3 separate regions of the Homo sapiens genome follow, and all the other regions are linked to region 3. A link is a loop called in an ENCODE intact Hi-C map of the cell type or tissue named here. Cell type or tissue: IMR-90. All regions are shown on one strand. Region 1 has its middle 4.2 kb from the start of COTL1. Region 2 overlaps COTL1 (coactosin like F-actin binding protein 1). Region 3 holds the start of LOC124903735 (a long non-coding RNA gene).

Region 1 (2,500 bases), 110 kb after region 3:
ACTCTGTCACCCAGGCTGGAGTACAGTGGTGCAATCTCAGCACACTGCAGCCTTGACCTCCCAGGCTCAAGCGATCCTCCCACCTCAGCCACTCAAGTAGCTGAGACTACAGGCACGTGCCACCACGCCTGGCTAATTTTTGTATTTTTTTGTAGAGACAGGTTTTTGCCATGTTGCCCAGGCTGGTCTGGAACTCCTGAGCTCAAGTGATCTGCCCGCCTTGGCCTTCCAAAGTGCTGGGATTAGAGTTGTGTGCCACCCGTATGGGGATTTTTGTAAAGCCCCCTGAGTGATGCTTACGTTCGACTGGGGCTGAAAGTCACTGCTATAGATAATAGATACACTTGTATGTGTGCAAAATATATCCAGGGTTATTCATTGAGCTTTACTTTTAAGGCAGAAGGTGAGGGCTAACCTGAGTCCCCATCAGTGAGGGGCTAGATGAATAGGTAATAACGCTGGTGAACCATGCACGACTATGAAGCTGTAAAAGAAAGAAAGGATGAGGACCCTCTCTAGATGCTGGTATGGAACATTCTACAAGATAGATCATGAATACGCAAAGCTAGCTACTGAATAGTGTGTTCAGAACAACACTACCTTTTGGGTAAAATGGGGTGGGTGTTAATATTGTATTTGTTTTGTTTTTTTCAGAGGGAGTCTCGCTCTGTCACTCAGGCTGGAGTGCAGTGGCGCGATCTCGGCTCACTGCAATCTCTGCCTCGCGGGTTCAAGTGATTCTCCTGCTTCAGCCTCCTGAGTAACTGGGACTACAGTGCACGTCACCACGCCCGGCTAATTTTTGTATTTTTAATAGAGACAGGGTTTCACCACGTTGGTCAGGCTGGTGTCGAACTCCTCATCTCAGGTGATCCGCCCGCCTTGGCCTCTCAAAGTGCTGGGATTACAGGCGTGAGCCACCACGCCCAGCCTGCATTTGTTTATATTGGCATTGGCATTGAAACTTCTGGTAGAGAACACAAGAGAAAACTAACAGTACCTGTGGTGGAGGTGAAGCAGAAAGTCAGGCAAAAAGGGTTAGGGATTGGGGTAGGAGGGTGGTGGGTGTTACTACATACCTTCTTGTTTTAGTTTAGTTCTCGACCACGTGAATGTATTATCTGTTCAGAATGCTAAACTACCACCCAGAAACGTGGCTGCCATACTGAATTCAATCCTCAGTCTCCATGGTTCAGCGTTCCTGGAGGAATCCTATGAATGTGTAGGGAACTGGGAAGCCCCACTTCAGTCCTCCTTTCATTGCTGTTCTCTTTCTAGTCATTGTTGCGATCGCCCTCTACTGGACCGAAAGTGTAAGGGATTGGTTTGAAAGAGAACCCTGATTTTGAGCACCTTGCTGTCCATTTGCCCAGCTAAAGGAGAAAAATAAACCTCATATCAGAAATAAATATTCTGTGTAAATATTTGTTTAAATTGCAATCCATGTGATATAAAACAATCTAATTCAATTCATGTTTCTTTAAGAGAAATCAAAGTATTTGACACTTAACTATGTGCTATGCACTGTGTTAAGAACTGGGGAAGTAGGCCAGGCGCAGTAATCCCAACAATTGGGAAGGCCGAAGCAGAAGGGTTGCTTCAGCCGAAAATTTGGAGACCAGGCTGGTCAACATGGCAAAGCCCTGTCTCTAAATAAAAATAAAAATAAAAGCTAGTCAGGAATGGTGGCAGGTGCCTGTAATCCCAACTCGCGAGAGGCTGAGGTGGGAAAATTGCTTGAACCAAAAAAGATCAAGGCTTCAGTGAGCTATGATCAGGCCACTGCACTCCAGCCTGGGCGACAGAGCAAGACTCTGTCTCAAAAAAAAAAAAAAAAAGGAATTGGGAATTGCTATAAATTAATCCATCCATTCATTCATTCTTTCCTGGCACTGAGCCTATTTCGTGTCCAAGGCGGGGTCACAAACTTACTTGCCTGTAGGGGGCAGGCATGGAATGTAAATGAACCAAGCACAGACCATGTAAGAAAATTTGTTCTGGAAAAGGTGATCCTCTCTGTTCTGTCTTCCTCCAGGTGAAAGTTTCATGCTCAGAGCAGCTTCCTCATCCAAAGAGAGTCACTGGTTCTCAGCTCTGCCATAGTTGCTATGCACAATGCCAAGCTTCTGGTTGTTTCAGCAAAGCAAAAAATCTGGATGTCTCTGAGAAATCTCTTATTCCTACATTTTGGTGATAAAAATGCACACAAGAGCTATTTGTGTGCAAATGTGAACTAGACTAATATCTCCCAGTCCTCTCAGGGCTTAAAGTCTATTATGGGTGACAAGCATTTACTTCACTGTGGACACTGTTGGTTGTCAGCAACAGAAAACTCAATTCAAATGGGCTTGAACAATGGAAAAAAAAAAAGTAAAGACCTGCTGACAAGAGTCCAGATGAAGGTGGAATTCAGGCATGGTTTACTCCTGGCTCTGTAGCTCTGCATGTCTCTACTTTGCCCTCCTTTGTGTATCAGTTTCATCTTCAAGCAAATTCTACC
Region 2 (2,500 bases), 72 kb after region 3:
GGGTTCAAGCAATTCTCGTGCCTCAGCCTCCTGAGTAGCTGGTAGCTGGGATTACAGGCACATGCCACCATATCCAGCTAATTTTTGTATTTTTAGTAGAGACGGGGTTTTACTATGTTGGCCAGGTTGGTCGCGAACTCCTGACCTCAAGTGATCCACCCACCTCGGCCTCCCAAAGTGCTGGGATTACAGGCATGAGCCACTGCGCCCAGCCCATTTCTTAATTTTTAAAAATTATGTTAAAACAGAGATGCAGTCTCACAATGTTGCCCAGGCTGGTTTCAGGCTCCTGAGCTCAAGCAATCCACCTGCTCCAGCCTCAAAAAGTACTAGGATTACAGGCATAAGCCATGGCGCCCGGCCTCATTTCTTCATTTCTTAGCCCTTGTTATGTGCTAGCACACAGTAATCTTCCAGCACTAGGAGTACAATCACAAAGCAGCCATGGCTTCTGCCTTTTAGGAGATTATTTCCTTGTTAGTTACTTAATTATAATTCCTTAATTATAATACTATCTAGACCATAGTAGATACAGATATAGGCACAATTAATTCTGATTGAGGCTGGTAGGAGAATGGGGTAAGAAATCCGGGTTTTGAAGGATGAATAGTTCACCAGGCATCAAAATGGAGAAGCCCTTTTCACACCTACTGCTTTTCTTTAATCATTCCAACCACTCTGTGAAATTTTACATTCTCTTTTTCCTAAGTGAAAACACAGAAATTCTAGTGATAAATACCTGCCCAAAGTCCTACACCTGTGAGCTGATGGCGCCAGAATATCAACTTGAGTCTCACTCCCCTACACGCCGTAACTTTCTCCATTTCACACAGCAGCACTTTTTTAAAGTAAGCACAGAGCAAAAAAGTTCACGTTCCAGTTTAAAGCTTCCACCATCAAGGAAGATCGAGAATCAGGAAATTTAAAAACTAATTTCATGTGCAACACGAGTCTACAAAAGGAGCATCCAGCCCTGCTTGCGGCCTTCGAACCTCTTCCCTGGTGCCAGAAGCCTTGGGAAATGTGCAGTGTGGTGAAGTGGCCGTGTCGGGGCTCTGAGCCCACAGCCTGGATTCCAGGCATAGCTTTGCCATGTCCAAGCACCCGGACCTTGAGCAAGTTACTCAGCTTCTTCGGATCCCAAGCTCCTCATCTATAAAACAGGGCAAGTGGCAGACCTGGCCTCGTGAAGGACAAATGATTTAATACACGGAAAGTCCTTCACAGAGTGTCAGGCACATAGTAGGGCCACAATAAAACTATTGTTATTCATATTATTGCCACATTGGTACCCAAAAGAGGCCCTCAGAGGGGAGGGGTGGCTAAATCTGGTCCCAGAAATGAAGCCGATCCTGCCCCTGGGGTTTATTTTTATTTATTTATTTACTTATTTTTGAGACAGGGTTTTCCTCTGTCACCCAGGCTGGAATGCAATGACACGAGCACAGCTCATGCAGCCTCCAACTCCTGGGCTCAAGCGATCCTCCCACCTCAGACTCCTGAGTAGCTGGGACAACAGGCATGCGACACCATGCCCCAGCTAATTTTTTTTTGTTTTTAGTAGAGACGAGGTCCCACTATGTTGACCAGGCTGGTCTCCAACTCCTGGGCTCAAGCAATCCTCCTGCCTTGGTCTCCCAAAATGTTGGGATTACAGGTGTGCGCCACTAAGCCTGGTTAGTCCTGGGGCTCAGAAGCTATCAGAATAGACTCCAATTGGCTAGTTCACACCATCCCTGGCACGTCCATCCTTCCCACCTCCACTTCTCCTTGGAGGCAGCAGCCTCTGTTGTCCTCTGTTCCTGAAAGCTGAGCTGCATGCCTTCTGGATTCCTGGCTCCGTGAACGTTCATATTATGTTAAAGAATCAATAAAAGGATCAGGTGAATGAACCCATCCTGCAAGACAAGCATGATGCAGCACTGACCAAGCATGGCTCTAAATCAAGAGAGCCTGGCCCTGGCACATCGCAGGTCACTACCAGCGGTCACTGCATTGTCCCCACAATCCTGCAGAGACACGAGAACGATAGGAGCGAGGTTCTGTCCTGGGCACCAGCCGGGTACTTCTGTGTGGCAGACAACAGCTGTGGCCAGCCAGCCGTGCGTGCTGTGCGTTCAGCGCATTCCCCGGACTGGAGTCTGGGCATCGCAATCGCCCTGCCCAGCTTGCCTGGCAGCCCCTGCTGCCCCGTGGCCTTGCTGGCATTTGTCTTGTTTTGTCTTGTTTTCCCCCAGCCACAGACGCCTCTCAGTTTCTCAGGCTCTGAATACAGATTAAAGAGGATCAGAGTTGAACTTCACTCCTAATTCTTCCAGGCTCTAGCCCCAGCTCTATCACTCATTAACTGTGAGTTTAGGGCAGGTCCTAGCACTGCTGTGGGCCTCAGTTTCCCCATATGCTGATGCACCTGTGTGCCGGCCACAGGTGAAGTATGAGCTTTTTGAGGTCAGCGCTGGCAAGTGTGGGTGAGGCCAGACCCTTCCTGTGTGGCTGACGG
Region 3 (2,500 bases):
CGAGGCGAGCAGATCACAATGTCAGGAGTTCGAAACCAGCCTGGCCAACATGGTGAAACCCTGTCTCTACTAAAAAACAAAAATTAGCCAGGGGCGGTGATGCACTCCTGTAATCCCAGCTACTCAGGAGGCTGAAAAAGGAGAATTGCTTGAACCCGGGAGGCAGAGTTTGCAGTGGGCCAAAATCACGCCACTGCACTCCAGCCTGAGTGACAGAGCCAGACTCCAACTCAAAAAAAAAAAAAAAAAAAATAGAGGATAGTGGCCAGGTGCAGTGGCTCCCAATGCTTTGGGAGACCAAGGCAGGAGGATTGCTTTAGTCCAGAAGTTCAAGACCAGTCTGGAGAACATATTGAGACCTTGTATCTTAGACAAAAATTAGCCTGGCATGGTGGTGCATGAATTTTAAATTCATGAATAGCCTGTGGCCCCAGCTACTTGGGAGGCTAAGATAGGAGGATCACTTGAGCCTACGAGGTCAAGGCTGCAGTGAGCTATGATCGTACCACTGTACTCCAGCCTCGGCAACAGAGTGAGATCCTGTCAAAAAAAAAAAAAAAAAAGCCCAGCTAAGTTTGAGTTTCAAATACTTTTTTTTTAGTAGAAAAAGACCCCAATATTGCATGAGATGTAATTATACTAAAAAAGTGTTCACTCTTTATCTGAAATGCAAACTTAGCTTGGCATCCTGTTATCTGGCAATCCTCATCAAAAACAGCAGCTACATGGAAGGAGGGTAGCAGGGAAGAGAAAAACCACAGTCCCTGCTGCCCCAGTAGGCTCTTGGGGGCATGGGGGAAAGCTAATGGTAAGTCAGCATCCACATTTTACTACCTGGGACCGAACATTTTAAATTCATGAATAGAGACTGCTTTTGATCTAAAGTGGTACCAGGAACTAATTCCCTAGGAATAGTCAAAAAAAAAAAAAAAAAATCACGGGAAAGGTCTGGGCTTTTCATAGCGTAGAAAGAAGGGACAAGAGGGCAGCCCTCTTCCCGCGTTCCCACTGAGCAGGTTTGAGGGGCAGCAGGAAACAAGGCTGACTGCATTGTGGCACCCCTCCAGGCTGCCTTGGACGAGTTAAGATGGGATCCGTCAGCTTGGTCCCTAACCCCAGGTAAAGATGGAACAGATGCTGGCTGTGACCAGGAGTCCTGAATTTGCCTTGCACCATTTCCCTCCACCGGACTGGGAGCCACTGCGGGGCAGGAAGCTGCCTTTTCCATTTCCCAAGACCGGAATCAATCACAGCGGCTCATCGCATCATGCATCCTCTGCAATGGTTCCTTCCTTTCCAGGGAGGTTGGTCACGGCCAATGCTGTCCTGTGTCCACCAGGTGGCGCTCGCGATCACCGCAAAACACATGGCTACCGTGATGGTTTTTAAATAAGAAATCTTACAATGGTTTTAGACATAAAGGACTGTTGAGAATATGATAGAGAGTTCGTGTGCGACCCGCACCCTGTTCCACTGCGCCTTAACATCTGACATGACTCTGGTCCATCTGTCACCATGAAGGAGCCAATTCATATATGAGTAAGTCACCTGCATTTTATTCACTCTTCCTTCGTGTTTGCCTAATGTCCTTTTCTACCCCAGGTCCCACGAGACATTTAGCCATCAGGTGTCCCCAGGCTGCTCCTGGCTCTCGCGGTTGCTCAGACTCTTTGTTTCTGATGCTCTTGACAATTTGAGGAGTCCTGGTCAGGGATTCAGTCAAGTGTCCCCCACTATTGTGATTTAGCTGATGGTCTCCTCGTGATTGGACGGGGGTATGGGTCTGGGAGACAGACCCCAGAGGTGAAGTGGCCCTTCTCGTCACATCGTTTCAAGGGCCAGAACTATCAGTGTGGCTCACGGCCGTCGATGTCGCCCTTGAGTACCTGGCTGAGGTGGCACCTGTCCGCCTCTCCTGCTATGAGGCTGCCCTTCCACTCCCCTTCTATTCTGTACTCTTGGATCATTTTTTGGCTTTTGGAAACCATTTCCTGAACGCTTGGCCATTGGAGCACTGAGTTCGGTTAGGACAGTGGAGGTAGGGGTGAGAATTGGGGGACAGGGTGCTGGTCACATGGTGTGAGAACAAAGTGGAAACTTACAACCAGGGGGAAGGGCCCAGCGGTTTTCAAAGTTAGGGCACCCAATAGTAACTTAGGGTTCTTGCCTCTTCCCACCTCTGAATTACCCAGGTAAAACTTAAGTCAGGATCCTTTCAGAGGTGATAGGAAATGTGATCTGAGAGGCCAAAATAGATGCCCCTGTATCAGCTAAGATGGACCATAAGGTTAAGGAAACAAAGTTACCTGTGGTTCCAGTGTTCAAGGTTCAGGGCCCAGCTGGCATGGGAAATTAATTAATTTTTTTCTTTTTTGAGACAGAGTCTCACTGTCATCCAGGCTGGAGTACAATGGCGTGCTCTCGGCTCACTGCAACCTCCGCCTCCCAGGTTCAAGCAATTCTCCCACCTCAAACTCCTGAGTAGCTGGGATTATAGGCA

What was found. A loop is a pair of places that touch in the nucleus more often than their neighbours do. Peaks named below come from ENCODE experiments on the same cell type or tissue, not always from the same donor. Only the 100,000 strongest peaks of a DNase experiment are listed, where the experiment ranks them.
Region 1: a loop joins it to region 3, with 13 times the contacts of the local background. A loop is called at or near these places in 108 of 110 quality-filtered maps.
Region 2: a loop joins it to region 3, with 3 times the contacts of the local background. A loop is called at or near these places in 8 of 110 quality-filtered maps.

What each region holds. Positions count from the first base shown.
Region 1 is chr16:84,621,024-84,623,523 of GRCh38, forward strand. No RefSeq gene overlaps it. Among named protein-coding and RNA genes, the nearest start is that of COTL1, 4.2 kb to the left of the region's middle. In IMR-90, CTCF peaks have their summits at 1,300 (motif pointing left) and 1,936 (motif pointing right); DNase peaks (open chromatin) are centred at 1,278 and 1,938; H3K27ac peaks cover 261 bases.
Region 2 is chr16:84,582,081-84,584,580 of GRCh38, forward strand. The region is part of intron 3 of COTL1 (coactosin like F-actin binding protein 1); the gene reads right to left. Among named protein-coding and RNA genes, the nearest start is that of COTL1, 35 kb to the right of the region's middle. RefSeq lists an enhancer at 1,618-2,123. In IMR-90, no CTCF peak of the experiment used is centred here; a DNase peak (open chromatin) is centred at 1,071.
Region 3 is chr16:84,510,184-84,512,683 of GRCh38, forward strand. It overlaps LOC124903735 (a long non-coding RNA gene), which reads left to right and starts at 560. Exons shown (of 2, transcript XR_007065148.1): 1 at 560-1,539. RefSeq lists enhancers at 1-114, 1,063-1,112, 1,203-1,262, 1,543-1,672. In IMR-90, a CTCF peak has its summit at 1,335 (motif pointing right); a DNase peak (open chromatin) is centred at 1,308.